3 separate regions of the Homo sapiens genome follow, and all the other regions are linked to region 2. A link is an interaction called in ENCODE POLR2A ChIA-PET data of the cell type or tissue named here. Cell type or tissue: GM12878. All regions are shown on one strand. Links, peaks and the distances in the headings refer to the core of each region. The heading gives the core; the rest is flanking DNA. Region 1 has its middle 350 kb from the start of IDS. Region 2 has its middle 300 kb from the start of IDS. Region 3 has its middle 240 kb from the start of IDS.

The links. Peaks named below come from ENCODE experiments on the same cell type or tissue, not always from the same donor. Only the 100,000 strongest peaks of a DNase experiment are listed, where the experiment ranks them.
Region 1: POLR2A ChIA-PET joins it to region 2 with 6 read pairs; 1 of 35 experiments calls an interaction of 5 or more read pairs at or near these places.
Region 3: POLR2A ChIA-PET joins it to region 2 with 7 read pairs; 2 of 35 experiments call an interaction of 5 or more read pairs at or near these places.

Annotation. Positions count from the first base shown.
Region 1 is chrX:149,147,028-149,157,613 of GRCh38, forward strand. No RefSeq gene overlaps it. Among named protein-coding and RNA genes, the nearest start is that of IDS, 350 kb to the right of the region's middle. RefSeq lists an enhancer at 1-447. In GM12878, for the core only: no CTCF peak of the experiment used is centred there; a DNase peak (open chromatin) is centred at 5,444.
Region 2 is chrX:149,201,856-149,212,441 of GRCh38, forward strand. No RefSeq gene overlaps it. Among named protein-coding and RNA genes, the nearest start is that of IDS, 300 kb to the right of the region's middle. In GM12878, for the core only: no CTCF peak of the experiment used is centred there; no DNase peak of the experiment used is centred there; H3K27ac peaks cover 1,056 bases.
Region 3 is chrX:149,261,859-149,272,444 of GRCh38, forward strand. No RefSeq gene overlaps it. Among named protein-coding and RNA genes, the nearest start is that of IDS, 240 kb to the right of the region's middle. In GM12878, for the core only: no CTCF peak of the experiment used is centred there; a DNase peak (open chromatin) is centred at 6,723.

The DNA of each region.
Region 1 (10,586 bases), core at 3,182-8,181, 54 kb before region 2:
TGGGGTGGCATTGACATGCTAGCCCTCTGCTGCCTTGGCCCCCTCCGGACTTTGGGAACTGACAAACACAGGAGGGCAGAGGGGGGCTGAGGGGGGCTTGGCATGGGTCTACAGGCACTCCTCAGCATGGAAAGCCTGGGCACCATGGGTGGCATGTTGATGGCAGCAGAGGCAGACAGGTTCCTGGGGGAAGGGGCAGGTCCCCAGTGAAACCTCACCTTCAAGCCAGGCCTGAAGCCTGGGGCCCGGGGGCCAGGCTGCCAGTTAAGGTGGAGTCTACCACATGGAGTGAGAATTTCATTGGCGCCTTTCAGACAATTGAATGGTGCTTTTTCAAGCCCACCCATGGCCACTCATGGACCAATCAGCATGCACTCCCTCCATTCTGAGCACATGAAAACCCCCAGACTCAGCTAGATATATTTCTGCTAGGTTTTCTAGTTTGTGTGCATAGAGGTGTTTATAATAGTCTCTGAAGTTTTTATTCGTATTTCTGTGGAGTCAGTGGTAATGCCCCTTTGTCATTTTTTGTAGTGTTTATTTGGATTTTCTCTTTTATTATTTATTAGTCTTGGTAGTGATCTATCAATCGTATTTATTTTTCAAAAATCAACTTTTGGTTGTGTTGTTCTTTTGTATGGCTTTTCTCATCTCCATTTTGTTCAGTTCAGCTGCGATTTGGGTTATTTCATTTTTCTGCTACCTTTGGTGTTGGTTTGCTCTTGTTTTTCTAGTTCCTCTAGGTATGATGTTAGGTTGTTAATCTGAAATCTTTCTAACTTGTTGATGTGGGCATTTAGCACTATAAACTTCCCTCTTAGCATTGCTTTAACTGTGTCGCAGAGATTCTGATATGTTTTATCTTTGTTTTTATTACTTTCAAAGAATTTCTTGGTTTCTGCCTTAATTTCATTGTTTACGCCAAAGTCACTGAGAAACAGATTATTTAATTTCCATTCTTTTTACTAATTTATATTTTTTTAGGTCTATGGTCTGAGACTGTGGTTGGCATAATTTTCTTTCTTTCCTTTTTTCAATTTGTTGAGAATTCCTTTATGGCCAAGCATCTGTCCAATTTGAAAGTATGCGCCTTGTGCAGATGAGAAGAATGTGTATTCTGTTTTTGTTGGGTGGACCGTTCTGTACATGAGTGTTAGGGCCATTTGGTCAAGTGTAGAGTTTGAGTTCTGAGTATCTTTGCTAGTATTTGGCCATGATGATTTGTCTAATACAGTCAGTGGGGTGTTGAAGTCTTCCACTATTATTATGTGGTTATCTAAGTCTCTTTGTAAATGTCTAAGAGCTGGTTTTATGGATCTGGGTGCTGCAGTATTGGGTGCATATATATTTAGGATATATTACATAATGACAAAGTGTTCAATTCAACAAGAAGATTTTGTTATCATTATGTAATGTCCTTCTTTGTCCTTTTTTATCATTGTTAGCTTAAAGTCTGTTTTGTTTGAAATAAGAATAGCAACTCGTGCTCTTTTTTGTCTTTCATTTGTTTGATAGATCTTATTGCATCCCTGTACTTAGAGCCTATGAATAACCTTGCGTGTGACATGGATGTCTTGAAGACAGTATACAATTGGATGTTCCTTCTTTATCCAACTTGCCACTCTGTGCCTTTTTTTTTTTTTTTTTTTTTGAGATGGAGTGCAGTGGTGCAATCTTGGCTCACTGCAATCTCTGCCTCCCAGGTTCAAGCAGTTGTCCTGTCTCAGCCTCCCCAGTAGCTGGGACTACAGGCGCACACCACCTCGCCTGGCTAATTTTTGTATTTGTAGAGATGGGGTTTCACCACATTGCTCAGGCTGGTCTCAAACTCCTGACCTCAGGCAATCCACCCTCCTCAGTCTCCCAAAGTGCTGGGATAACAGGCGTGAGCCACCACATCCAGCCCACTCTCTGCCTTTTAAGTGGGGCATTTAGCCCATTTATGTTCAAGATTAATATTGATAGGTACAGATTTGATTCTGTCATTGTGTTGTTAGCTGGTTGTTATGTGCACTTGATTGTGTAGTTGCTTTATAGTGTCAATGGTCTGTGGACTTAAGTGTGTTTTTGCAGTGGCAGGTACCAGTCTTTTATTTTTATGTTTAGCACTCCCTTAAGGACCTCTTTTAAGGCAGATCTGGTGATAATGAATTCCCATAGTACCTGCTTGTCTGAAAAAGGATTTATTTCTCCTCCACTTATAAAGCTTAGTTTGGCTGGATATAAAATTCTTGGTTGAAATTTGTTTAAGAATATTGAATATAATCCCCCAATCTCTTCTGGCTTGTAGGGTTTCTGAGAAAAGGTCTACTGTTAGCCTGATGGGGTTCTGTTTGTAGGCGACCGGCCCCTTCCCTTTAGCTGACTTTAACATTTTTCTTTTATATTTACCTTGGAGAATCTGATGACTATGTGTCTTGGAGATGTTTTACTTGTATAGTATCTCACAGGGGTTCTCTAAATTTCCAGAATTTGCATGTTGACCTTGCTGGCAAGGTTGGGGAAAATTTCCATGTATCATATCTTCAAATATGTTTTCCAAGTTGCTTGCTCTCTCTCCCACTCTCTAATGGATGCTGAAGAGTTGTAGATTTCATCTCCTTACATAATTCCATATTTCTCAGATATTTTGTTCATTATTTTTTTTCTTTATATTTATGTTACTGAGTTAATTCAAAGAACTGGTCTTTGGCCAGGTGCAGTGGCTCACACCTGTAATCCCAGCATTTTGAGAGGCCGAGGCAGGCAGATCATTTGAGGTCAGGAGTTCAAGACCAGCCTGACCAACATGGAGAAACCCCGTCTCTACTGAAAATACAAAAATTAGCCAGGCATGGTGTTGCATGCCTATAATCCCAGCTACTCAGGAGGCTGAGGCAGGAAAATCACTTGAACCCAGGAGGTGGAGGTTGCAGTGAGCTGAAATCGCACCATTACACTCCAGCCTGGGCAACAAGAGTGAAGCTCCATCTCAAAAGAAAAAAAAAAAAAAAGAACTGGTCTTCAAGCTCTGAGATTATTTTCTCAACTTGATCTATTCTGCTGTAAATACTTCTGATTATGTTATGAAATTCTTGTAGTGAGTTTTTCAGCTTTATCAGTGCAGTTTGGTTCTTCTTAAAATGGCAATCTCATCTTTCATCTCTTGACTCATTTTACTAGATTCCTTGAAATGGGTTTCAAGTTTCTCCTGCATCTCAGTGATCTTTGTTGACATCCAGATTCTCAATTTTATGCTTGTCATTTTAGCCATTTCATTCTGATTAACTGTTTCTAGGGAGCTAGTGCAGTTTTGGAGGTAAGAAGACATTCTGGCTTTTAGAGTTTCCAGGGTTCTTTCACTGGTTCTTTCTCATCTGTATGGGCTGATGTTCCTTTAAATGTGGTACAATTTGAGTATGGCCAGTTGTCTTCATTTCTGGATGTTTTCAGAGGGCTGAGGCTTTCTGAAAGGCCCTTATTTGTGGTTGAATTCTGTCTTTTATTTCACAGGGGGGTATATTCACAAAGTATTTTGGCATTGAAGTTTGAGCTTCAATCCAGTAAATCCAGTAGATGGTGCTTAAGCATAATGGATGGTAGGTAGGCCCTTAGCCAAGTGTCTTCTCTGTATTTTCTTGCATTTGTAGCCATGCTCCCTCTCAGTGCTCTGAGAGTGTGGGCTCCTTTCCCCCTCAATGCTGGCTGTAGACGTCGGCTTGACACTCCCAGTCTGTGTACTGCAGCTGTGGGGCTAGCTCAGGCTTTTGTTCCCTCCCCAACTTGGGGACAGCATGGGCAGAGACCTTGGCACTGGCAATGGCAGAGGGCCTTTCACTTGTCCCTTGGTACTCCACCCCAGAGAAACACAGAGCAGCTACCAATCAGAAACATCAGCCTAGGGTGGGACAGCTGCATTGTGGGCCCAAACTGAGGAGCCCTGCCTGGTGAAGAGCAAGAGGGTGGGGGGCTTGCGGGGAAGACAGTCTGGCTTCTCTGTATGGTGGCTATGGCATGCTGGAGGTGTGAGTAAAGCACTCAGGCTCTTTGTTCCCTTCTTGGACTGGTGGTAGCAAGGGCAGGTACTGCTACATTGGCAGTAGCAGAGGGGCTGTCAGATACCTCTGGGAATTCCACCCCAGAGAGACACAAAACATTGCAAAGGGGAACCTTCAGGCCAGGGTGAGGTAGCTACACTGCAGGCCCATGCCAGGGGTCCTTCTGATAAGGACAGGAGAGAGGGAAATACTGGGTAGAAGATGGCAGTTTCCTGGCAAAGGCCCCACCCTCAAACCTGAAGACCCACAACCCTAAATGAAGACAGACATTCCTGTTTTTGCACCCAAAAAGTTGCCTTTTGGCCCACCATGACCCCTGTCCTGCACCCATATAAACCTCAAACCCCAGGCTCCAGAAGCAGACCAGCAAGCCAGCAGATCAGCAGACAATGGCAGAATGACACAGCAGAGAAAGAGAGAAGAGGAGGATCATCTGAACACCAAGAGGAGTTCCACTGAAGTGGTTGGAGAGGAGTCCACTGGGGGACCCAACTCCAGGGGTATATCACCTTCCCATTCCATCCCCTTCTTCTAGCTCCCCATGCATCCTGCGGAAAGCCACCTCCACCACTCGGTAAAACTCCGCATTCATCCTTCAGGCCCATGTGTGACCCTATTTTTCTTGGATACTGGGTGAGAACTTGGGATACAGAAAGCTGTCACATTGGCCCTCTGCCCTTGCAAAAAGACAGAGGGCCTATTGAGCTGAATAACACTCAAGCAAAGCTGACACTGCTGCAGTGGCAATGGAGAAGAACTTGTGGGATTCTCTGCCTCTGGGATTTCCTCCTCAGAGAAATGCAGTATTGCCACCCACTGAAATGTTCAGGCAGGGTTGACGTAGCTATACTGGAGGCGCAGGTTAGGAGGTCCACCCCAGTAAAGAATAGGAGGGGCAGGGACTCATGGGAAAAACTGTTTGGCTGCTTTTCCATAAGGCAGCTGTGGTTTGCTGGAGGCCTATGATAGAACTTAGGCTCTTTCCTCCCTCCCTCCATAGACTGAGGGCTGTATGAGTGGGGGCTGTGGCAGCTGCAACAATGGTGGGCCTGTCAGTTGCCTCTGGGACCTCCATCCCAGAGAAATGCAGATCTTCTATGGGTCCAAGTGCTCAGGAAGGGGTAGGGTGACTGCACTGGGGTCCTAGGCCAGTTGACTATGCCTGACAAGGTGTACCAGAGACAAGGCCTGTAGTTCATCTGCTCCTCAGCACCATGGGTGTAGTCACTATCCTGGGGGCATGCAAGCTGGAGCTGGGGTGCTTAGGGATTCAAGGACCTTGGGCTCCATGGAGGCCTGAGCAGCAGCTCTTTCCAGCTTCCATGCAGCTCTCAATTCAGTCTGGAGGCCCTGGGAGGAGGGAGCAAGGGAGAATTTCCTATGCCCAGGATTGCAAAAGTCTGTGGCAGAAGTGTCAGTCTCTAGGGGTTCTCACTCACTCATTTCCCACGGTGGTAAGCCTCTCTTGGCTCTGCACCAGCCCTGAGTGGGTGGCTGTCCTGTCTTGCTTTTCTCTGCTCTACATGGTTCACATTGCTTCTTTGATGACTCTCAAGAAAGCAATGTTCAGGATGTCCTCCTGAACATTCCAGCTGAAGAGCTAGTGTTAACTAGCCAGTCTCATCTGCTTTCTGTGAGAGTGGCACACACTAGCTACTTCTAGTCAGTCACCTTGTCCAAGAAAAATTTGAAGTTAAGATTTTAACATATGAATTTTTTTTGGAGGGGGGCGGATACAAACATTCAGTCCATAACACTTCATGATAAAAACACTCAAACAACTAGAAAAAGAAGGGAACTTCCTCAACCTACTGCATCTATGAAAAACCTACAAATGTCATTATACATAATGGTGAGGGACTGAATGCTGTCCCCCAAGATCAGGAAGAAGAAAAATATGTTCACTCTTTCCACTTCCATTCAACACTGTACTGAAGTTTCAAGCCAGGACAATCAGGCAATAAAACAAAATAGAGTATTCTGGCAGTCGTTCAAATTATTAAACATAGAGTTACCTCGTATGACACAAATTTCACCATCTCCTTGACTCTCTTTTTAATTGTCATTCTAGTAAGTATGTAGTGGTATCTCATTGTGGTTTTAATATACATTTCCGTAATGACTAATGATGCCAAGAATCTTCTCATGTGTTTATTTGCTGTCTATGTATCTTCATAGGTTTAAAGTTTATTTAAATCCTTTGTTCATTTGTTCATTTAGGTGTTCATTTTCTTATTATTGAGTTTTGAAAGTTGTTTATATATTCTAGAATTAAATCCTTTATTAGCTATATTATTTATATGCTTTGCAAATATGTTCTCTCAGTCTACACCTTGTATGCATTCTCTGACAGTGTCTTTCAAAGAACAGAAATGTTTATTTTGATAAAGTTCAATTTATCATTTTTATTTCTCTTCTATTAATCATGACTTTGGTGTTGTAGCAAAGAAATCTTTGCTTAACTGAAGGTCACAATTTTCTCCTATGCTTACTTCCAGAAGTTTCACAATTTTAGGTTTTATATTTATGTCTGTGATTCGAGTTAATTTTCTTAAATGGTGTAAAGTATGGAACCAAGGTTATGTTTTATTTTTTGTGTGTTTTTCCATATAGATATCCAATTGCTCCAGCATCATTTATTGCAATGTACTGTACTTTCATCTACATTATTTATTTTATTGCCTTTGTTCTTTCATCTACATTAAATTGATCATATCTTCTGGTTCATTGATCTATTTTTCTATATTTATGTCACTACCTTGCTTTCTGTAGCTTTATAATAAGTCTTGAATTCAGGTGGTGAAAATCCTTTAACTTTTTTCTCCTTTTTCAAAGTTCTGGTTATTGTAGGTTCTTTGAATTTCCATACGAATTATAAGACCAGTTTGTCAATTTCTTAAAAGAACTGCTGGACTTTTAAATGGGACTATGTTGACTCTGTACATTAATTTGGGGAGCATTGACACATTAACAATCCATGAATATGTTACAGATCCCCATTTAGTTATGTTTGCCTCAATTTTCTTAGCAATATTTTACAGCTTTCAGTGTACAGTTCTTTTGCATGTTTTGTCAAATGTATCCCTATATATTTTTAAGCTATTGTAAATGGTATTGTAATGGTATTGTTTTTAAATTTCAATTTCTGAATGTTCTTTGCTACTATTTAGAACTACAATTAATTGTTGTACATTGATCTTGTATCTGCTAAATTCAATTATTAGTTCAAATAGTTTTCTTGCAGATTCAATCAGATTTTCTACCTAGATATACATGTCATCTGCAAATAAAGATAATTTAATTTTTATTTTAAATCTAGATGCTTTTTATTTCTTTCACTTTTCTTATTTACACTGGTGAAAACCTTCACTACAATGTTGAAGCAGTGGTCTTTAGCAGACTAAAGAATCCTTCTATTCTTAGTTTACTGAGCATTTTTATCAGGAATGGATGTTGGATTTTGTCAATGCAAGGTTAGCTGAACATTTGAAAATCAATGTAATTTACCATATTAACAGACTACAAAAGAAAAGTATATAATCACCTCAATAGGAAACATTTGACAAAATCCAATTCAATTTTCTGTAAGAGTTTGCAAATTGCTATTATTTCTTTTTCTAATGTTTAGTAGGATTCGCCAGTGAATCTACATGGCTCCAGAGTTGTCTTTGCAGGAAGGTGATTAACTACAAATTCAATTTCTGTAATAGATATAGCTTATTCAAATTTTCTATAGCTTTTCCAGTGAGATTTGATACTTTGCATCTTTCACAGAATTTTACCACTATATCTAACTTAGTAATATTATTGACAAAATATTATTGGTAATAGTCCCTTATTTTTTTTACCATCTAATGTATCTGAAGAGATGTCACCTCTGTCACTCCTGACGTTAGTAATTTGTGTCATCTCTATGTTTTCTTACTAGTCTGGCCAGAAGCTTATCAATTTTACTGATCTTTAAGAACTATCCATTTCATTGATTTTAAAAAATATTCTGCTGTATTTTATTTCATTGATTTCTTCTCTGATTTTTATTATTTTTTTCTGCTTAATTTATGTTTTATTTGCTTTTCTTAATCTAATTTTTAAATATTAGTGCTGATGTAATTGATTTGAAACCTCTCTTCATTTCCAATATAAGCATTTTTTAAGAAGACAAAAATATAGCTATTTATTCTTTTTCAGTAAGTTTCATTACTACTAAGGTATAAGCGTTTAAATTGTTTGTGTAAGCAGTTATTCTTTTTACCCCAGTTTTACATTTTGTACCACGAGTTACAACCTCCCACACAGCATAAAACAAAATATCATTTAAAATGTGATATCCTGGCCGGGCGCGGTGGCTCACGCCTGTAATCCCAGCACTTTGGGAGGCCGAGGCGGGTGGATCACGAGATCAGGAGATCGAGACCATCCTGGCTAACACGGTGAAACCCCACCTCTACTAAAAATACAAAAAAATTAGCCGGGCGTGGTGTCGGGTGCGTGTAGTCCCAGCTACTCGGGAGGCTGAGGCAGGAGAACGGCATGAACCCGGGAGGCGGAGCTTGCAGTGAGCCGACATTGCGCCACTGCACTCCAGCCTGGGCGACAGAGCGAGACTCTGTCTCAAAAAAAAAAAAATGTGATATCCTGCAAAAACTACAATCAAATTCACCAATTAGAATATATTGCATCTAAATTAAAAACATATTTAAATTTTTAAAAATAATTTCAACTTTTATTTTAGATTCAGGGGGTACATGTGCAGATTTGTTACATGGGTATATTGTGTGATGCTGAAGTTTTGGGTATGAATGATCCCACAACCCAGGTAGTGAGCATAGTACCCAACAGGTAGTTTTACAGCCCTTACTCCCCTAGCTCTAACCCCTCTCTTGTAGTCCCCAGTGTCTATTGTTGCCAACTTTATGTCCATGTGCACCCAATGTTTCTAATATAAACTTTTTGATACTTATAAATTTCCCTCTAATGACTACTTAAGCTGCATTCTACAAATTTTAATATGTCGTATTTTTATTTCTGTTTATTTTTGGATACCTTATAATTTCTCTTTTGGTTGATTTTATCAACCCATTGGTTATTTGAAAGTGTGTTGTTTACTTGCAAATAGTTGAGGATTTTTCCAGTTATATTTCTAGCATTGATTTCTAATTTAATTCCATGTTGTCAAAGAACATAAGTTGTGTTCTTAAATTCATGTTCTAGAATATGATTTATTTTGTTAAATGTTCTGTGTACACTAAAAATAATTTGTATTTTGCTGTTGAGTGGAATGTTCTATAAATGTCAATTAGATTAGCTTGGCTGAGACTGTTGTTCAAATCTCCAATAATCTAATTGATTTTCTGTCTACTCGCTCTGTCAATTATTGATAGAGGGGTATTGAAATCTGTAATTGTGAATTTGTCTATTTTTCTTTGAAATTCTATTAGTTTTTGTTTTTTGAGTTTTGAAGCTCCATTTTAAGGTTTATGAACATTTAAGATTCTTATGTCCTCTTGATGAATGGACTCCTTTATCATTATAAAATTACTCTCTTTACCCCGGTAATATTTTTGTTCTGAAATCTACTTTGTCTAATATTAATAAGGCCACTCCAGCTTTCCTTTCATTAGTATTTGCAAGATATTTCATTTTCTGTCTGTTTGCTTTTAGATGGTTTGTGCCTTTACGTTTAAAGTTGTTTCCTCCTAGGGAGCATATAATTGGCTCATGCTTTTTTTTAAATTGAATCTGAGAATCTGTTCTTTAATTGGTATTGTGAAACCATTTATATTTAATCTTATTATTGATATGATTGTGTTTAAATTTATCCTTTTGATATTGTTTTCTATTTTTTCCATTAGTTCTTTGTTCTTTTTCCCCCTCTTTTCCTAACTTGGATAATCGAGTAAGTTTTTTTGTTTTTTTGAGATGGAGTCTCACTCTGTCGCCCAGGCTGGAGTGCAGTGGCATGATCTCGGCTTACTGCAAACTCCGCCTCCTGGGTTCACACCATTCTCCTGCCTCAGCCTCCCGAGTAGCTGGGACCACAGGTGCCCGCCACCACACCCGGCTAATTTTTTTGTATTTTTAGTAGAGATGGGGTTTCACCATGTTAGCCAGGATGGTCTCGATCTCCTGACCTCGTGATCCACCCGCCTCGGCCTCCCAAAGTGCTGGGATTACAGGCGTGAGCCACCACGCCAGGCCACTAATGAGTAATTTTTATACTTTCATTTTATATCGTTTGTTTTCTTATTCATTATAACTATTTGTTATGTTTCTTTAGTGGTTGCTTTAGGATAGATTTATAGTATACATCTTTAACTTGTCACAACATGCTTTCAAGTGATGTTATTACCACTTAATGCATAGTATAAGAACCTCAATACAGTATACTTTTAATTGTCTTCTTCCAAGCTTTTTTATATTGTCCACATTACATTCTGTAATACTTCTACATACACTATAAACCCCACAATACATTGTTATTATTTTTGCTTTAAATGGTCAATTATCTTTTACAGAGGTTAAGAAAAAAATGTCAATCATACTTACTCA
Region 2 (10,586 bases), core at 2,480-7,479:
AAAAATTTTTGTATGTTGTATTTTTATTTGTCTCAAGATATTTTATTATTTTCCTTGTGATTTCTTCTTTGACCCATTGGTTGTTCAATAGCGTATTGTTTAGTTTCCACATATTTTTGAATTTTCCAGTTTTTTTCCTTTTTCTATTGATTACTACTTTTATTCCATTGTGGTCAGAAAACATCTTTGTTATAATTTTAATTTTGTTACATTTGTTAAAACTTGTTTTGTGGCCTAACATGTGATCTATTCTAAAGAATGTTCTATCTTTGTTTGAAAATAATGTGCATTCTGCTGTTTAGTAAAGCATCTTGTATATGTCTGTTAGGTCCAATTGGTCTATAGTGTTGTTTAAGTCCTCTATTTCCTAATTGATCTTCTGTGTGTTTGTTCTATCTGTTATTGAAAATGGGCTATTGAAATCTCATACTATTATTGTATTACTACTATTTCTCTCATCAGTTTTGCCAGTCTTTGCTCCTTATATTTGGCTACTCTGCTGTTAGGTGTGAACAAATTTGTGATTCTTCTATCTTCCTGGTGAATTGACACTTTTATCATTATATAATGTCTTTCTTTGTTTGTTATTACAATTTTTGACTTAGTCTATTTTATCTGATATAAGTATAGACAACCCAGCTCCTGTAGATATTTTATTTTTGGTTAACATGGGGATTACATAAAATATATTACAATTATAATAATCTATTTTAAACCAATAACAATTTAACTTCAACTACATATAAAAGTCTATTCCTTTACCCTTCCCCCTCCACTTTACATTATCAATGTTACAAATTATATCTTTTTATATTTTGTATTCATTAACATAGTTTTATAATTATCCTTATTGCTTAAGCTCTTATATTTTAAAATTATATACCTGGATTAACAGTGATTTATGTACCATCATTACAATATTATAGAACTCTGTACTGATCTATTTATTTATCTTCACAGAATTTTATATTTTTGCATGCTTTTTTGTTGATGTTTAGTGTCCTCTTGTTTCAGTTCGTACAACTCCCTTTAGCATTTCTTATAAGGCAGGTCTGATGGTGAACCTCCCTCAGCTTTCGTTTAACTGAAAAGGACTTTTTTTCTCCCTCATTTTGAAGAATACTTTTGTCAGATTTAGTATTTTTGGTTGGCAAGTTTTTTTTTTAATTTCTGCACCTTAAATATATCATCCCAATCCCTTCTGGCCTGTAACATTTCTGCTGAGAAATCTACTGACAATCTTATTGGTGCTTCTTTGCACATGACAAGTTGCTTTTCTTTTGCTGCTTTAAAGATTCTTTCTTTGTCTTTGTCTTCTGACAGTTTGATTATATTGTGTCTCAGTGTGGATCTCTTTGGGTTCATCATAGTCGCAGTCCTTTGAGCTTCTTGGATTTGGATGTTCATTTCCTTCCTCAGATTTAGAACGTTTTCAGCTATTATTTCTTCAAAGATGCTCTCCTCCCCTTTCTCTTTCTCTTCTTGCACTTTTTAAGGGATGAGCAGTTTGAGGCTGACAGAGATTAATTTCCCAAAGATACACAGTGATAATGTTGCAGAACTAAGTCCTGAATGAAAGACAATCTGAATCATGGACTCTGTGCTTAGTTAGCATCTGTACCCCATACTGCAGCTGGAAGTCAAGGAGATGATGAAGAACCATACAATCTGGGGCCATTCAGTGCAGGAGCAAAAAGGACTATGTCACTGAGTCAAATGGGAAAAAGTCTTCTTTTCTACTTGGTATTGTATTTACTTAGGAAAATTAACATATAGATAATTTTAGAATGGTTTACATTAAAATACATGTTTTATATGTAAATATGCTTTTAAAATTTAAAAAAGGATAAGCTTTAGTTTTTTAAAAATCACTTATGTGAGAGGTGCTTTTTAGCCTAGCTCTATCTCTATCTCACCTTATAACCTGAAGCAAGTCACATTGCCAGGAAGTGTTGACCTTGGATTTGAGCCTGACTTCTCAGCCCTAATGCTCCTTTACAGGACAGGAGCCATGTGAAATTAAGCTTTACAACACTTATATCATACTATAGCATGTGGCCTGGCACTTAATAAGCCCTGTATCAAAAAATGCAGATACTCCAAAATTGGAAATAGTCACCTGTAGGACTTACGTGGCCCAACTCTTAAAGTATTTTCATGGCTGTGGTGGTGTTAGGAGCACAGAGGTTGGTGGAGTCCTCACAGCTATCAGGGTAGAATAAGTCTTAGGAAAAAGGAAAAATGCAGAATGGGCAAAATACCTGAAAGACAGGACCAGAAGACAGGTGGGAGAGCTATCCCTACTTGCTAAACTGGTGAATCTGGAAAGGGGACATGTAAATAAGGATAGGAATCACTACAAGTTCTTGCACATTTCTTTCTTTCCTCTGTCTTGTTTCTTCCTTCTTTCTTTCTTCTTTCTTTCTTTCTCTCTTTCTCTCTCTTTCTTTCTTTCTTTCTTTCTTCCTTTCTTTCTCTTTCTTTCTCTTTCTTTCTTTCTCCTATCCTTCTAATCACTATAGAAAAATATGAGGAAAAAAATAGGGGGAAAACAAAGATTACGAGATATTCTCACAATCATTCTTACTGAGTTACACTCATTAACTTCCTTGCTAAATGGTATCCCAAATCTCCATATTCCAGTTATTTTTAAACATTTATCATTCACTACTTTTTATAACAACATTATAACATTAATAGAAATCAAAAACAGACTACTGTACCTGCAGTCCCACCAGCTATATGAATCAAACAGGATCTCATAATCAGAGACAATCAGTTTTTGAGTCCTGATTTTGCCACGCCCTAGCAATGTGGTCTGAAGCTGCTCAGCTTCACTAAGCTTCACGCTCATCCTGCAGAATGAGCATGACAATAATGCCAACCACCCAGGGTTTTTGTAAGCATTAAATGAAATAATGTACTTAAAAGTACCTCATAACTGTAATTTACTGGGTACTTTGGTTATAATTACTTTTGTCTTTTATATTCTCTTCCCACTCTTGTCCATAAGCACATAGAACTTTCCCAGCTGCGATTGTTTTACACGTAAATTCGTAACTTGCCCTTTGCTCTTATCATGGACTTGCTTGCTTGTTGCTATATCACCACTCTCATCATTTTTAAGGTTGTAGGCTATGTTAAGTGGATGTACCAAATGTACCAAAATGCATTAAATCATTTCCCTCACTGTTGAGTAGTGTATCTATTCGTGAAATTTTACTATATAGATAATCAAAATGAGCATCTTTTAATCGTTTGTAAGTTTTTGAACATCAACAGGACATTTAAACTCAAAGTCTCTAAGGGCTTAAGAAGTTTTTCTTCTGAGTGTGTAAATGGTCAACATCAGGCTTGCTGCCAGTAAGGCTTTCATGAGCCAGAGCTGTTCTGCCACAAAGACAGTACTGAAGGACCCATAAATTGTGCTCGTGCCCCTGCAAAGACAGGAAACAAAGACAGAGTAGGGCCTGGGCAATGATTTCTCAGTGTGACTGTGTGAGTTACTATGCATATTGCTGGGAGCAATTATTTAGGAATCGGAATAGATGTAAACACAGCTTTCAAGCATCACAAGCAAAAGTCCTTGCCCAAAGAGGTTACTATTTAAAATCATCTAATTTGATGTGGGAACAAAGAGCAAAGCCACCCAGGCTTCCAGTCACAAAAAGTCTGGACATGAAATTAGTGCCATCAGAGAGGTCTTGCTAGGAGGCAGGTCTGGGGCAGGTCAGAGTTGGAAAAATGATCAGAAGGAAAAGAGGCCAAAGTCAAACACCACTCAGGAGGAAGGAAAGGCTAGGAGAGCAGAGGCAGTTAGGTAAAGCAAGAGAAATCAGAATCTAACCCTAGGGGAAGAAGCTCCTTCAAAGCTACCTCATTAGGAAAGACTAGGTGGAGTGGAGAGAAATGGCCTCTCCTTTTAATGGAAAAAACAAACAAACAAACAAAAAAAGATGGTGACTGACTTCAGGAACAGGAAGTGGCCCCAGAGGACACAGATGCTAACCATCATATAAACCCAGGGAAAAGCCAGACTCCCTCCACTGTGACACATGGAAGAGGTGACGGGGAGTGGATGCAATCACAGACTAATTTGACAGTGTCATTTCCCTGCTTAAGACCCTTCAAAGGTTCCCCTTTGCTTTTAGGACAAAATCTGATTCTATGATATGGCTCACAAGGCCCTGAATCTTCTGACCCCTCCCTCTTGCCAGCTTCATGTCTTCTGACTGCCCGTTGTTCTGGTTCAAAGCTTGCTCTCTCAGTTCTTTGAAAGAGTTTTGCTTTCTTTCACTTTCAAACCTTCTTACATCCTGTTCCTTCTGCTTGCAACACTCTCCCTTCCCACTTTCCTCACCTAGCTAATTCCTATTCATCATTAGAGTCTCAATTTAAATGTCACTTTTTCCTGGAAGTATATGTTTATGCACTCCTTGGCATTCTGTGTATATTCTGTAGTGACACTGGCCACACTCTTTAGTAACTGTTTACTTTCCTGTCTCTGCATAATCTGTAAGCTCAAATGAACCAGGTACTACATCTTTCTTCGTCCTCGCTAACTCCCTAGTGTCTGGCATAGAGTAGGTACTTGATAAGTATTTTGAATAAAATAATAAATAGATGCAAGCAAATGAACCAATTACTTTTAGTTCATTCACCATATACTGAGTGCATAGTCTGTAGAAAGCTTTGTTCTAAAAGTAGTTAACAAGACAGCATGGTCCCTGTCCCTGTTTGAGCCCTCTGTCTAGGCTGCTAGGAGCATAGACAGGCACACAAACAATCCAGATATAATGAATAATCCAAGAGAGATGCAGAGTGCTCTTAGTGAATGGGGCAGGCAGTCATGTCAAAGAGGAAGACTCCATGGAGACGAAAGGATGGGAGTTTGGCCTTGGAGGTCCAGTAATGCTTTAGCAGACAAAGAAGGGTGAGGAAGTGTGTTTCTGGGAAATAGAGTAGCTACAGCAAAGTCGTGGAACCAGGAAAGAATGGAAGATGTTTGGTGGACAGCGGGCAGGCTGGGTGACCACTGTCAGAGATATGTAATTGAGCTGTGAGATGAGAATGGAAGGCAGACAGTGGCCAGATCACAGAGGGTCATATTTGCCAAGCTGAAGAAAATGGACTTTAGCCCATAGTCAATGGGGAGATATATATATCATGTTTGAGCACGGAAGTCACAGGAGAAGAGCTGTTCTGTGGTTGATGGGCTAACTGCCAGAGGACAACAGCCTGCATGATTGGGGAATCCTCATTTTGTAAGAACCAAGCCTGGGAGAAAATTTTCTAAGAAAAACCTGCATTTCATAGTTTATAGTATAAAACTGTATAAATGTTTATCCAATTACAGAAGATATAGAAAGAATGTTGGCTGAATCCTGGAATACTTGAATGAAATGGGCTCATTTGGGGCCAAACTTATGATATGCATTTACCTGGCATATACCAACCAAACAGAATGGCTGCAATATAGGCACAGGTGAGAGGTACAAAATGGCTGCAGTGGGAAGGATGAAGGACAGGAAGACAGGTTAAGGTTCTAACTTCAGCTCTGCCTCTGGCTTGCTGTGCAACCTTAAGCAAGTTCCTTCTTCCCCTTGGGTCTCTGTTTTCTCTGCTAAACACTTTTCATTCTAATGTTGTATAGTCAGATGGGAATCTCAGAGTACACAGTTTAATTTCAGAAGATGTCCCATCCCAAGGCTGCTGTTAGCCTTTGTGAAAATAAAAGAAGAAGTGCCCCTCCCTCTAGACACTTTACTTACTTTAGTTAGACAACTTCTCTAAGAAATATACAAATCTTTTCCATCTACTAAGTGAGGGGCATCCCCTAGAGCTGTACAGTGCACAACCTACACAATTGTCTGGCAACCCTAGACTCATACAGTACTCATGTCCAAAAAGAGAGGCTGAGAAAGTCATTGGGCTGACCCAGTAGACACATATTACTGTTTTAGACCCGATGAGGAAGAATATGCCTTTTGAGGTGAGCGAAGTAGATTATAAAAAGCCTGTCATAAGCAAGAATAACAATGACTCCCATCAACAAGGCGATCGTGGCAGTCCTGCAGTCTTCCCTTCTCAATCCACCATGCAAAACTTTCTGAAAATGACTTTAGCCAGAGACTTACAAGCGGATGTGGGGCTGGGGGCATGAGGATTAGTTGAATAGCTTTGGGTGGCAGAAAAGGGATGCCTTTCTGGCTGGCCCCTATGTAGATGATGACAGCTACTTGAGCATGTCCTCTCAAGCAAGATTTCCTCAAAATCATTTCAAAAGGAGCCTTACACTGTGGGGACTTTCACAGACACTTCAGACACTCAGACACAGACAGCAACAGTGGACTTGGCATGTAAGTCTACTGAATATTTTCAAGGACTGGTGTTTCTTCCTCCACAGAAGAAAGCTTTGTAGCACGCGATGAGTACATTTATCTAGGACTAACTTATTTATCAGCAACTAAAACATGAAATTAGCCAGTCCTTAAAGGCGATTTTGTCTTTCTCTGCCTGATGCTTTAATAAATCATCCCAATCAAGGTCGGCAGGCATTGGGGGAAGGTACCACATTTGCTTTTCATATTCTCACATTCTGCATGAACAATCATTTTCCATTCAGGGCCTGTGATGACCCCCTTGAGACCGTCTGCATGATCTTATGATTTCTAGTTTCTGGGGGACTGGCCCTGTATTTGCCTTGGCAGACTATAACAGAAAACTTTCTTTCCTTTTTTTGGTTTCAAAATGTAAAATCCTGGGAATGTTTTAGAAACAGGCCTCTGACCAAGACAATGTTTCCACTGTAATAGAACATAACAGGGAAGGTTCTCATGAGCAGAATCCTTCTCCTTCTCTAGCCATATTTTTTTTAAAGAGTGAAACAGACTTTATGTGGTAGGTCATATTTCTATCAATCTCTCCTGCTGCCATATGTATGAAACACATTCCTCTTGTGTTGAAGGCCCAGAAGCCCCAGAAGATGCCATTTTTTTTTCTACCAAATAGTAAACTTACATGCTTCTAGGAGAAAGAAGGACTTAGATAGGATGGGGATGGTCCAGCTAATGGTCCAGCAATGGTCAATAATGGTGATGGTGACAGTCATCCTAAGGTCTAAGGTCAGAGGGGTCTTTCTCCTGGGCTGAGGGGGTGTGAAGGAGGACCTATAAGATGTGAACCTTAGCAATCTACTTAGGAAGATAGGCAATGTGCAAACTGGCCCCGGGCTCCCAGTGCTAGGCTAGCCATAGGTCTCTAGTAATTAGCCTGTTCTGCAATGGAAGGAGTGCTCCTGAGGATTTTAAAAACCAACAAGATATGAAAATTACCCACCACATTTAGGTTTTTGGTCTTCCTAGGTAGGCATTACATTAGCTGAATCCAAATTTCCTCATTGGGTATTTGTATTTTCTTCAAATTTTTATGCTGTACAAAACAAAACAAAACAAATGGGCATTCCTGACACCGGGATCTGGAAATGAGGAAGCACATTAACAACTATCATGATCTTAGAGAGCACTTTTTTTAATTTTAAAAATAATTGCTAAATTTTCGTGATGTCTTCAATAATAATTTCATGAATCAAGCCACCATTTATCTCATTTGATAGCCAGTTCCACATTTTACCTGAAAAAGGAAGCCATGAGGAAGCTCAAAATTTTGCTGTCTGCTAACTTACATTTTTTGCTTTTCCAAAATATTAACTCTTTGTGATGCTTTTAACACAAATGAAGAGAATAAATTTAGCTTTGACATTTTATCATGAAGTTAAGATACTAAAGGAAAATGCCAGAGTGCCTATTCTGGTGAGAAGGAGAGATGAAGAGGGAGAGAAAGAGAGAGAGAGGTGAATCTTTAAACTTTGGAGCCTCAGTTTTTCACTTGTAAAAACAAGGCTGTTAACACAGGTGGACGGTGGTGATTAGAACCAATGTATGGTACCTCTTCTCAGCGGCAGCCTGATTCATGACACCAGCTCTGAAGGAACTAATTAAAACAAAAAAATGGGACATCACTGTCTAACGATCATCTCAGTCGTTTTTTGAGGACCTACTATGAGTCACATGCTGGACTGGGTATGCATCATCAAGCCCTCTCAAGTCCTTTATGGACCAGATGAGAAAGACATAAACCAGCTAAAACCTTCTCTGGTTGATGCTTCTTCACATTAACTCCACGAAGTAGATATTATTATTTCACCCAATTTATGGATAAGGAAACTAAGGCTGAGGCAGGTCAAGCAATTGGCCCAAGATCACAAGTTAGTAACTAGAAAAGCTGTGCTTTTAACACAAAACCACGGAATGCCAGATTATCTGCTTTTCCCAGAATTGGTATGACTGAAATTTTTCAATGGTGTCATAGAATCAGAAATATTACAAAATATTACAACTGGAAGGGATCTCAAGAAATTATCTAACCCACCCATCTCTTTCCACAATTGAGAAAACTGAAGCTCAGATTGAATAAGTGATTTGACCTCAGTCACATAGAAAATGATTGGCAGAGCTGGAACAAGAATGAAAGTTTGCAGGTACAGGAGGGATGTTCCCTGGGGGAGCAGCTCTCCTCCATAAGACCACACTGCTCAGAAGAGAAAAAGGAGGGAACTAGCAGCCTAGACTCCTGCCACCTGGCTCAGGGCCTGTCCTCTTCTAGCAGGGGTTCTTGACCTGCAAACTGTGAACTTGGATTGGAAAAAAGTTATGTTGTTAATTTCACCAGCTTCTAAGTAGATTTAGAATTTCCCCTAATTAATGAATATAGGTAATAAACCACAGCAGTATTAGCAGTACTTTTGACATGTTATCAAGATAAATTATAGATATTTGCAAATCTATATCTAGATTAGAGTAGTTGAACATATCTCAAAATGTCATTTATACTCACTACTCTAAAACTGTAGTACTTGTTCATAGCAAGGAGTACATATGTTACTGTATTACAAATTTGTTTGTAAAAACATTTTATAACTATATTTCAATATTATTTGTGTCTTTTGTAACCTCATTTATTTTATTATATTCATTTAAATACCATTTTCTGATATGGGCCTATAGGATTCACCAGACCACCAAAGGGGCCAGGGTACCAATACAGGTTAATACAGGTTACCTGCCACATAGTAAACAGTGCTCTCATTCAGACAAGGTTAACCTCTAGGTGGGAGGACAACAGCAAAATCCTGTCTCACCAATAAATAACATTGTCTTCTAAATCTCCAAATGTGTGTCTAATGACATGCCCCAAAATGGACCTGAAATCAGTTCTTCCCATGATTGGATTTCAACTTTACCCCCTTCCCTAACTAAACACAGAAGAAAGATCGTAATGAGCCAAGAACAGCTGAGGGACAAAGAAAGATCTTGCCCCTGCTACAAATGCTTTTGGAAGGCAGAGAGCTGGCTTTTCATACTCAGATCACAAACTCACCAACTAGCAACAGAGTGTATGTCCCCACTCCAAAAGTTCTGGAACACACAATCGCTGGGATCACAGAAGGGAAAAATGGGCTGAAGTAATTCTAAGAATTTCTCACTTAGGAGCACATAAAATGAGCAACAAAGTAATTAAGGGACATATCATTTAAAGGTCCCTGTTAAACTTTCTCTCTGGAGTTAACTGTGATTCCCAAGGCAGTCTGATGCTAGAGATGGCCAGAATATACCTGTAAATATTCAACTGCTGGAGCAATTATGAGAGCTAGCTGACCATTCCTCATTTGGGGAAACAACTGCCTAATTGCATCCTTAACTAAGTATTTGCAGATACTGTCAATACATGCAAAAGAGAAGGTCACTAAGAGCTATGACCATGAGCCTCATTATCACAATATGAAGTCCTTCTACAGCAACAGTGAGGAGACCCAGAAGCCAGCAGCTTTCCTGTGGATCAGTCATCCTGGTTGGACAGAGAGGAATGAAATAAGATAGGAAAAGTGAACAAACTATGTTATTCTCCAAGGCCCTGAACCAGGCTTCTGGAATGGTCAGCCTCAATCAGGCTTATTTAACTGCAAGAGAAGTGGCCCCAAGGTACCACATGAGGAATGAGACAGCGAGGGCAGCTGGCTCCCCTATTTTCAGACCTGTCATGATACAGTACTGGTTGAACACTTGTAAAGTTTGGTCAGACCCTCCAAAGCAACCCTGCCTTCATTAACGATGCATCACATGGATTGAACTGTGGCCATTGCTCTGAATTGCTACATCTGCCCACAGAGCTGACTGAAGATGTGACTTTTTAAAAACAACTGCAAAGCTCAAGATTTGGCTATAAAAACTTCTCTTCTCTTTTATAATCATCAAAGGAATTGGGGATGGGTTTCACTTGACTGTGTCTGTCAGTACCATGATCACACTCACCTGTTGGTCAGACAGCTGCTTCCTGTTCACCCTGACAAATCAGAGACTCAAGAAATGCCAGAGGTGGGAGGGCCTTTGGAGCACATGAAGGCCCACTCCTCATGTATTTTTCAGATGAGGAAGTGGAGGGAGAGAAGAGGCTTGTTTGAGATCACACAGAAAGTTAGGGAGAGAACTGAGACAAGAATCCAGTCCTCCAGGGGCAGTGGCCAGGGT
Region 3 (10,586 bases), core at 3,699-8,698, 61 kb after region 2:
AGTGCCCTGACTTGGTTGCCAAGCTTTTGAGAAAAATCACAGTTATACACACACTTTCTGTGCTGATACCTGCCACCCCTCTATTTGCTTTCTGATAAATATGCCCTTTCCCTGGAATTCTACTCAAATGCCAGTCTGTGACTGACTCTGGTGCCTGTCTTTCCCGTGTGTTATATGACAGCCCTTCCTGCATAAGAAGCCCTGCCCCTTCAGAGAAATGTGCTCGGAACTCAGTCTCCTCACTCTTCCCCCAGCCAGCACTCAGCTGCTGAGCAGAAATGTGTTTTGGGAATGCCAGTGTGACAATTACACAGGTACCTAGGAGAACCAAAAGCTCTGGTCTCAGCTGCATGATGGCTTCAGGGAAATTAAGTGCAAGCTGTTTGGTGAATATTTCTCCTTAGGACATCATGAAATCCCAGAGGTGGGGATGCGTGGACAGTGCCTGCCTGTTTCTTTCCCCCTCCTCCCCCAAGCTTCTAGAAAGAAGAAAGAAAAAACTACAGCTTAGTATTTGATATTTTGAATTAATTAGAGCCCCAAATCCCACACCAGCCAGCAGGCTTCTTAATGAGGCCAATGTATTCATCTTGTTCAGGGATCATTACAGTGCCTCACAATGCCCTATGGGTTTCAAAGCACTACTGCGCGCCACTGCTTCATCTGGGATCCACAATCACCTTGGTAGGTGGTCAAGACAGAAGTCATCCTTTCCATTCCTAGATGAGCTTTCAGGGATGTAGAGTCACTTTTTCAAGGTCACATAACTAATAAGCAGTAGAAACTGGATTTGAACTCAGCTGGTCTGCTACCAGGTTCCATGCAGTTAACCACTGCTGTTCTACACTGCCTCTCCAGAAAGATGCACGGCTGCCTCATGACAGAGTTATTTAGGGATGCAGAAAAAAATACAGAGGTTCAGTAAAATTTGAATTTCAGATAAACAATTAATACGTTTTTTTGTATAAGTATGTCCCATAGTTATGCTTATCTCACAAATCACATGGAAAATACTTACATGTACTAAACATTTATTTGATGTTTACCTGAAATGTAAATTTAATTGGATATTCTGTTTTGTATTTGCTACATCAGCCAATACCATAGTCAGCACTATCCTAACAAGGCTGGCCAACCACCTGGCCTGACCAGCTCTACTCCAGCCATACCCATGCCTGCCTAATGCCACTTTCTTTTACTGACCCTGGCTTGAAGCTTACCAGCCATGCCTTCTCCATCCTCCTGACTTCACCTGCTTAATCTGTCCCCAAGCCCCAGACAGTCAGCATTAGCTTTGGTTCTCTCATCTGGCCCTTCCTTCCCACTCCCCTAAGCACCACTGTGATCCAGAAGCCTATTACCTCTCATCCAGATCATGACCAAAGTTCTTCTACCTTGCTGCATTCAACAGATGATTGGCAGACATTTTCTGACCAAAGCGCAGGACATTTATCTATTCAAAACTTGCTAAAGGCTCCCTAAGTTTCTTAGTGTGGCATTCAAAGCTTTTTGGTTGGGGTCCAACTTGACAATGCCACCTCCTCTCCCCACCCCTACCACAGTTGAGTGTGGATTATAAGCCTCAGTCACACTGAGGACCCCAGTTTCCCACTTTTGTTTGCTTCTGTCACTCCATTGACCTTGAATCTCACCTCCCTTGGCATCCTCAAGTCCAGTTTGACAACCACTGCCTCCAGGAAATATTTTATCCTTTCCACTCACACAGCCATAAGTGATTTTGCCTCTGGCTCAACTCTCACAGTGCTTCCTAACCCTTTTTGGTACATGCCATAATATCGTTCTTTTCTTGTTTTTGCCTATGTCTTAGCTCTTCTCTCCACTGTCTTACATTCCTAGAGGACAAGAGCTATTTTTGTGTTTTGTTTCTTCTCTAAAGGGCTTAGCACAGTTTCTGTCACATGATAGATGTTCCATAGAAATGTTTGGATATAAGTGAATGGCCTGATCCCAGAATCATTCTCTACTCAATGACACTTACTGTATGCCAACATTGGACCAAACATGGAATTAGAGTGATCACTAGGATCTGGGTCTTATCTTAAAGGCATACCATAAAAGCAAAACAACCTTAACTGGAATGAAACTAGACCACCCTGAAACCAATCTAAGATCAGTGTTTCTGCAAAAGAATCACACACCCAACTCCAGAATGATTTGAAGAATAGGGGAGGACTTCACTCAATAACCCTTGAGAAGGTTGGAGAGTGTATGCAGAGGTGAGGACAAAAGTACATCTTACAACATGCAGCAAAATATTCTCTAAGTCCTCTTCCAATTCTCCATCCCAAACCCACTCTTTGTGGTACCTACTTATTCCATCTATTTCTCTCCCTTCTCCCCTAATGTCAAAAAGCAGCTCTCATTTGGCCTCAATGGTGCTCCATCCTCAATCCAGCCCTCTCCTGGGATTTTGTGTGGTTTTGAAATATTGCTGCCTACTTTCTCATATTGAGCCATTGAGCCCTTCTCTTGGTTTCCATGGCTACATCCCCAGGCACTACCTGCACAACAGAGTACCTAGAGAGGCCAAGGAAAAAAAAATAATTTTTTCCCACCATAAATTGATGAGACACTCTGTGAGGGCCTTCGAAAGGTACAGGGAAAAAAAAGGCCCAGAAAGAAGAAAAGCAAAGAATGGGAAGGAAGACCTGAGGAGGGGGCCGGAAGCCTGTACTGCTCCTTCATCTTTGATGACATTTTCTCTTCCAAGTCCTCCTTGCAACTTGTAGTATGCTGTCTCTAAAGTGGCCTCTATGATGACACCCAATGGCCCCATCTCTTGGTATCAATGCCCTGTGTCATTCTCTCCTCTTAGGCTTGGGCTGGACCTAATGACTCACTTAAAACAAAACCAAAGATGGCAGAAGTGATGGGATATGACGTCTGAGATTAGGTTATTAAAAAACTCCAGTTTCCGAGGGCTCATTTCTGTTCCATCTGTTTTGTTACCAGTACCATGCTGTTTTGGTTACTATAGCCTTGTATTATAGTTTGAAGTCAGGTAGCATGATGCCTCCAGCTTTGCTCTTTTGGCTTAGGATTGTCTTGGCAATGCGGGCTCTTTTTTGGTTCCATATGAACTTTAAAGTAGTTTTTTTCCAATTCTGTGAAGAAAGTCATTGGTAGCTTGATGGGGATGGCATTAAATCTATAAACTACCTTGGGCAGTATGGCCATTTTCATGATATTGATTCTTCCTATCCACGAGCATGGAATGTTCTTCCATTTGTTTGTGTCCTCTTTTATTTCATTCAGCAGTGGTTTGGAGTTCTCCTTGAAGAGGTCCTTCACATCCCTTGTAAGTTGGATCCTAGGTATTTTAATCTCTTTGAAGCAATTGTGAATGGGAGTTCACTCATGATTTGGCTCTGTTTTATCTGTTATTGGTGTATAGGAATGCTTGTGATTTTTGCACATTGATTTTGTATCCTGAGACTTTGCTGAAGTTGCTTTCAGCTTAAGGAGATTTTGGACTGAGATGATGGGGTTTTCTAAATATACAATCATGTCATCTGCAAAGAAGGACAATTTGACTTTCTCTTTTCCTAATTGAATACCCTTTATTTATTTCTCCTGCCTGATTGCCCTGGCCAGAACTTCCAACACTATGTTGAATAGGAGTGCTGAGAGAGGGCATCCCTGTCTTGTGCCAGTTTTCAAAGGGAATGCTTCCAGTTTTTGCCCATTCAGTATGATATTGACTGTGGGTTTGTCATAAATAGCTCTTATTATTTTGAGATATGTCCCATCAATACCTAATTTATTGAGAGTTTTCAGGGCTTTTGGGGAAAGGATTCCCTATTTAATAAATGGTGCTGGGAAAACTGGCTAGCCATATGTAGAAAGCTGAAACTGGATCCCTTCCTTACACCTTATACAAAAATTAATTCAAGATGGATTAAAGACTTAAATGTTAGACCTAAAACCATAAAAAACCCTAGAAGAAAACCTAGGCAATACCATTCAGGACATAGGCATGGGCAAGGACTTCATGTCTGAAACACCAAAAGCAATGGCAACAAAAGCCAAAATTGACAAATGGGATATAATTAAACTAAAGAGCTTCTGCACAGCAAAAGAAACTACCATCAGAGTGAACAGCCAACCTACAGAATAGGAGAAAATTTTTGCAATCTACTCATCTGACAAAGCGCTAATATCTAGAATCTACAAAGAACTCAAACAAATTTACAAGAAAAAGACAAACAACCCCATCAAAAAGTAGGCAAAGGATATGAGCAGACACTTCTCAAAAGAAGACATTTATGCAGCCAAAAAACACATGAAAAAATGCTCACCATCACCGGCCATCAGAGAAATGCAAATCAAAACCACAATGAGATACCATCTCACACCCATTAGAATGATGATCATTAAAAAGTCAGGAAACAACAGGTGCTGGAGAGGTTGTGGAGAAATAGGAACACTTTTATACTGTTGGTGGGACTGTAAACTGATTCAACCATTGTGGAAGACAGTGTGGTGATTCCTCAAGGATCTAGAACTAGACATACCATTTGACCCAGCCATCCCATTACTGGGTATATACCCAAAGGATTACAAATCATGTTGCTATAAAGACACATGCACACGTATGTTTATTGCGGCACTATTCACAATAGCAAAGACTTGGAACCAACCCAAATGTCCATCAATGATAGACTGGATTAAGAAAATGTGGCACATACACACCATGGAATACTATGTAGCCATTAAAAATGATGAGTTCATGTCTTTTGTAGGGACATGGATGAAGCTGGAAACCATCATTCTCAGCAAACTATCGCAGGGACAAAAAACCAAACACCACATGTTCTCACTCATAGGTGGGAATTGAACAATGAGAACACTTGGACACAGGGTTGGGAACATCACACACCGGGGCCTGTCGTGGGGTCGGGGGAGGGGGGAGGGATAGCATTAGGAGATGTACCTAATGTAAACGACGAGTTAATGGGTGTAGCACACCAACATGGTACATGTATACATATGTAACAAATCTGCGCGTTGTGCACATGTACCCTATAATAAAAAAAAAAACAGGCAAAGAATAAAAAACAAAAAACAAACAAAAAAAACCCTCCAGTTTCCATCTTAGTGTCTTTGTCTTGCTTGTACTCTCTTGTTCTCTCTTAGATTGCTCCTTCTAGGTGAATCCAGCTGCCATGCCATCATTTGGAGGGGTCCATGTGCATGAGCTTGGACCCATTTCCCCACAGTTGACCCTTGAGATGACTGCAGCTCCAACTGCCATCATACTGCATGACATACCTTGAGCTAGTGGCCTCCAGCTAAGCTGCACCCAGATTTCTGACCCATACAAACTGTGAGATAATAATTGTTGGTTGTTTTAAGCCACTAAGTTTTGGGGCGATTTTGTTTGTTACGCAGCAATAGATAACTAATACACAGCTGAAATTTCCACATGCTTCACTGTGACTCAAGCACACCCACCCTACTTCATGTCCAAATGTCATTTTATAATGCTGCAGTTGAAATGATAAAGCCGGTGGTCTCCAGAGACACTTGTAGGGCTTTTATAGCTGTTACAAATTCTGCTTCATGAATCCCAGACCCATATGCAAATGTGAAGCTCAACCTTTGATAAGCCATTTGATTTCCCTTTTAGCTAATGAAGTGAAAATACACCATTTTACACTAAGATTAAATTGCGAAAATGTTTCACTCTTGTCCCCAGTTAGTTGTAATTAAAAATAGAAATGGAAGAACAGAAAAAGTCACTGACTCTCTTCTGGCATACTGAGCAACGGAAAGGGAAACTGTGATCCTCTGCAACTTCTAAGTGGAGGTAAAAGGGTGGGCATGGGGGAGCAGGGTGAGAGCGCAGGCCTGCCTAAACTGGCAAAGGGTGTGCAGTCATCCCCCAGCAGCTCAGAATGCCAGAAGAAATATTTCCCCATGCTTTCTGGGGAGGAGGAAGGGAGGGAGAGCATTCCTATTTCTCAATGTCTGCTTAACACAGAGCATCTTAACTTGGGGCTCACAAATACTTAGTAGGACATGATTGAGTTTTATAGGGTCTGGAAATTGCTGACACATAGTAAGAACTCAAACGTGTAAAAAAGAGAAATGTGTGTGTGTGTGTGTGTGTGTGTGTGTATGTATGGGTGAGGGAGGTGTTTAGGTATCTGTGTGGCTGAGACAGAGAGTGAGTGAGGGAGTGTATATGCACCTCTGTGTAGGTGTGTTGTGTATAGGGATCTATGTGTGAGAGATAAAATAGGTGAGAAGCATATATATAAACGTGTGTGTGTTTAGGTACCCACATGTACGAGAGACAGCATGAGTGAGGAAGCATCTATGAGACTATATGTCTCTGTGTGAGGGTATTTGTGTAAGTATACCAATACTAGGGTTATCTATGTATGAGCTAGGGTGTATCTATGTATGTGTGGGTGTGAAAGTATGGGTGAGTGGTGGACACGTATGAATGTGCATTATTGACATGAGAGAAAAGTGGCTCTCTGATTCTGTAATGCTTAAGAATTCCCTGGGCATCTTGTTAGGAAGGTAGGTCCTCAGTCCCTACCTCCTAAGATTCTAATTCAGTAATCTGGGGAGGGGCCCAGAAATCTGTAAGTTTTTATCCTGATGGTTCTCAGGCAGGTAGGTCCAGAGAGAAACACTAAACCCAGAGACCCAGAGTGAAAAGGAACTGTAAAAGTCATCATTCCACAGATGAGTAAACTAGGTCTGGAGGAGGAAAGTGGCTTGCTGCAGGCCACACAACTAACAAATGAAAGCCACGACTCAAACCCTGGCTTCCTGTCTACCAGCTCAGTATTCATTCAGCTACAGCAATATTTCTCCAATGGGAAGAGACTTGGGGAGAGAGTCACATGAGGGCTTTATTCAATGTCCCCCGTCCCATATAGTGGCCCTTGAGAATCCTTGTCATAGTGAACATTTGTTTGTGTTAATTATATGCCAGGAGGGTGTTGGGGAAGAAACCAGGGCTTGATATCATATCACATCCCTGCTAGGACTACTGTATTAAACAGCAAAGGCAAAGCACAACCCTGTAAAGTGAGCCCTGTGTAAGGGGACATCCTAGCTGGAAGTCCAAAATATTCTACGCAACGAGCAGCTGGGATGAGGGGGCAGATACCCTCTTGGCAATAATTGGGCTCATGGATGATTCTGTCTTCAGAGAAACTGGGCGTAGCCAATGGCATTTCATAGGAGAGACCCTTCAAAGACATACTTACAAAAGAGCCGAGTGCTATTTTTAATTCAACCATCATGCCATCTAACAACCTCTCTCATTACCCTCTACCTCACCCATTCATCTCAGATGCTGAACATTGTCGGATGCTTTTTAAAAATCTAAGCACACTGTAGCCCCTGAGTTTCCTTTATCTGCCATGACAGCAGTGTCTTCAAAGAACTTCCGCAGGTTATTTTAAAATGACCTCCTCTAGCTTGGAGCTTAGTTTCCCAGAGAGCTTTCACTTCAGTGCTGGATGTGAGAGAGGGAGGACCAGGAAGGCTGATTCGGCAGCCCTGCTGAGGCAACAGTGAGCACTGGCAGAGAACTGTGTGTGGGGCCCAAAGAGTTAGTGGTAGTTGTGAGGGGAGGCTCTGCCTCTTTCATGAGCTGATGTCAACTCCTTAACTCCTGGTGTCTTCATCTCTGCAACAGCTTAGCCAAGGGAAGGATGGAGACACTTCACCCCTATCCTGACCATTTCATTTACCATGGTGCTGTAGACACACGGGGGCCACTAGCATGCCAGCAGCCACCACAGACAATAACTCAACAAAGAGATTGGCTAGGCCACAATCCCACAATCCATTGTTCTGTGCTCTTTCCATCCTGGTCATGAGGCAGGAGGCTAATAAACAGCCAAGCAATACAGGGCTGAGTCAAACAAAGATGATGAGGACACTTGAAGTCTCCTTTGTAGCTCAATAAAGGTTGAGCCAGTGGTGGAAAGCATCTTCAGGGAAGCCCATGCTTGCCACCTGAAGCATAGAGCTGTTGATTCCGCCTGGGATTTTCCCATTATTCACTGTGTTTCATGTAGGGATTAGCTGAAACCTGATTTCCTGGGCTCTCAGGCTTTCACTGCTTAGGTCCTTCCTGTGGAGTCTCACAGCCTTTTCCCTGAGCCTTTCAAAGACCTACACCTCTGTGCCTCTATATCACTAATGCTGTACACTTCTCAGTCAGGATATAGCTCTGGAAGACAGGGCTTCCATGTCATGCATGCACCTTGCCCAAGACCGCTCAAATTATGCATGTTTGGAAATATGTGTATCTCTGTTGCTGGGCAAAAATTGGATGCTCAGAGCCTCCCTCCACTGTAGGCTAGGATGTGTTACCTCTGTTGGTGGCCACATACTGCCCTGTGACATGGGAAATGCAGGGAAGCGAGCAGGATATCACCTCTCTAGGCCCCCACATGTCCCAGGCACAGGCATAAGATCTCAGTCCTCACAAAGATCCTGTGATTTATCCTTCAATTACATTTGAAGAAATTGAGGCCCAGAAATATTTGGTAATTTTCCAGTATAGCTAGTAAATTGGCAGAGCTGGATTGTAACTCAGATTATCATGAGGATTAAATGAGCTGGTGCAGGTAAAACCACAGACCTCCAAACAGTGCTAAACGGGAGCTCTTCTCACCCTCCTCTCATGCAGCAGTTCAGTTGTAGCACCAGCATAAGGAATTGCCCATCTCTGGGCCTGGGTTTCTGCAAAGTGTGTTTCTCTGAATACTGTGGAAAGAAGAAAGCAACAAGGAGAGGGAGTGAAAGCCACCTCTAAAACCACGAGGCTTTCCTTTCCCCTTCAAGCAGCAGTTCTTAGACTGGGGGCAGTGGAGAGGGTTCAAGAGAGCTGCAGACCCTCCCAAACAACATTGTGTGCATGTGCCTGGGTGGATTTTCCGGGAGAAGGTGGTCATAGCTTCAATTCAGGGCCAACACCCAAAAGAAACTATTAAAGGTAAATCCTTTGAGAGGGAACCCAACATCCATTGGGCATTTATTCCAAGCTCAAGTTTCCTATTACTGTAAAAGGCTAAAGTGATTTTTAAAAGCTGTACTTAAGAATTTGAAGCACCATTTGTATGTAGACTAAGTCAATCAAGAGAGGCCTTGGAATCAGATAAACTGGAATTCAATTGCAGCTCTGCCATTTGCTGGCTGTATAAACCTGGCCCAGTTACTTCAGTGAACCTCCCTGAGCTTCACTGAGTTGACACGTAGTAGACATATCAACTGAGGAAAAGTATTACTACAACCTGGCACATGGTAGGCATTGGTTAAATGCTGTTGTCCTTTCTTTTCTTCTACATCTAAATGCAAAGTAAAGTTTTAATTATTCCTCAGAGTTGGCAGAATCTCAACTCTGAAATAGTTATTATTGCTATTGCTGTTGTTAGCTAACAATTATGGAGTGCTTACTATATGCCAGGCACTGTCTTTAATGATGTTCATATATTTACTCATGAGACTTATTCACTACCACAAGAAAAGTATAGGGGAAACTGCCCCCCATTATTCAATTTTCTCCCACTGGCTCCCTCCCACAACACATGGGAATTATGGGAGCTACAATTCAAGATGAGATTTTGGTGGGGACACGGCCAAACCATATCAGAAGTGCTCATAAACCTGGGCTTTCCTCAATCTTGTGGGAGGAGCCTGAACTCATCTCTAACCCCAGGACCCTAGGCTCTGGCAAGGGCTTCAGGTTTATGGCTAGACTATTGTTACCATGACACTCCCACTGCAGGCTGGACTCAACCTTATCTTCTGGACTCAGGAAGCCAGACACATATTAATTCCTGCCATTAAAATCTCCACTCATTTATGCATGCATACATTCATTCATAAATAAATGCATTATTTATTTACTTGACATTTCTTTCCCTTTTCGCATCACTACCCTCCCCCCTTCTTTCACCTCCTTTCACTTCTGTCTCATTCTCCATAACACATGTCAACAACCTCAATGATATCTTTCAATATTTTTCTATATGCTCAAATACATTTGGGGCAGTTGATCATTGTTTTAGAAATCTGAGATCACAATGTATACAATTTCTGCACATTACTTTCCTCACTCAGAAATCTCTCCCAGAAATCTTTCTAGGTAAACTGGTAAAGCTCTAGCTCGGTTTTTTTTTTTTTCATGGATGCAGTCAAATTCATCATCCAACTTAACTTTCAGCCATACGTAAGGGTTGGCAGTTCCCTGAATACCCCAGACTGTATCCCATCTCTATGCCTTTGCCCATCCTGCTCCCTGGACCTGGCAAGTACATTTCCCTATTGACCTGAAGGATACTTCCTCATCTGTAAAGACTCAGCTCATAGCAAATCTTTCCTGCCAACAAATGACCTGGCAGAAGTGACCCTGCTCTCCTTTGTGTCCTCAAGGTGCCCTGAACAGACTTCTATCCGAGAATGTCTAAAATGTTAAGTGATATATTGATATCTGTTTCCCCCAACAAGACTCTAAGTTCAGGAAAATAAGATTTGTCTGTTTTGCTCACTGCTGGAATACTGTAGGTACCCAATAAATATTCTGAGGC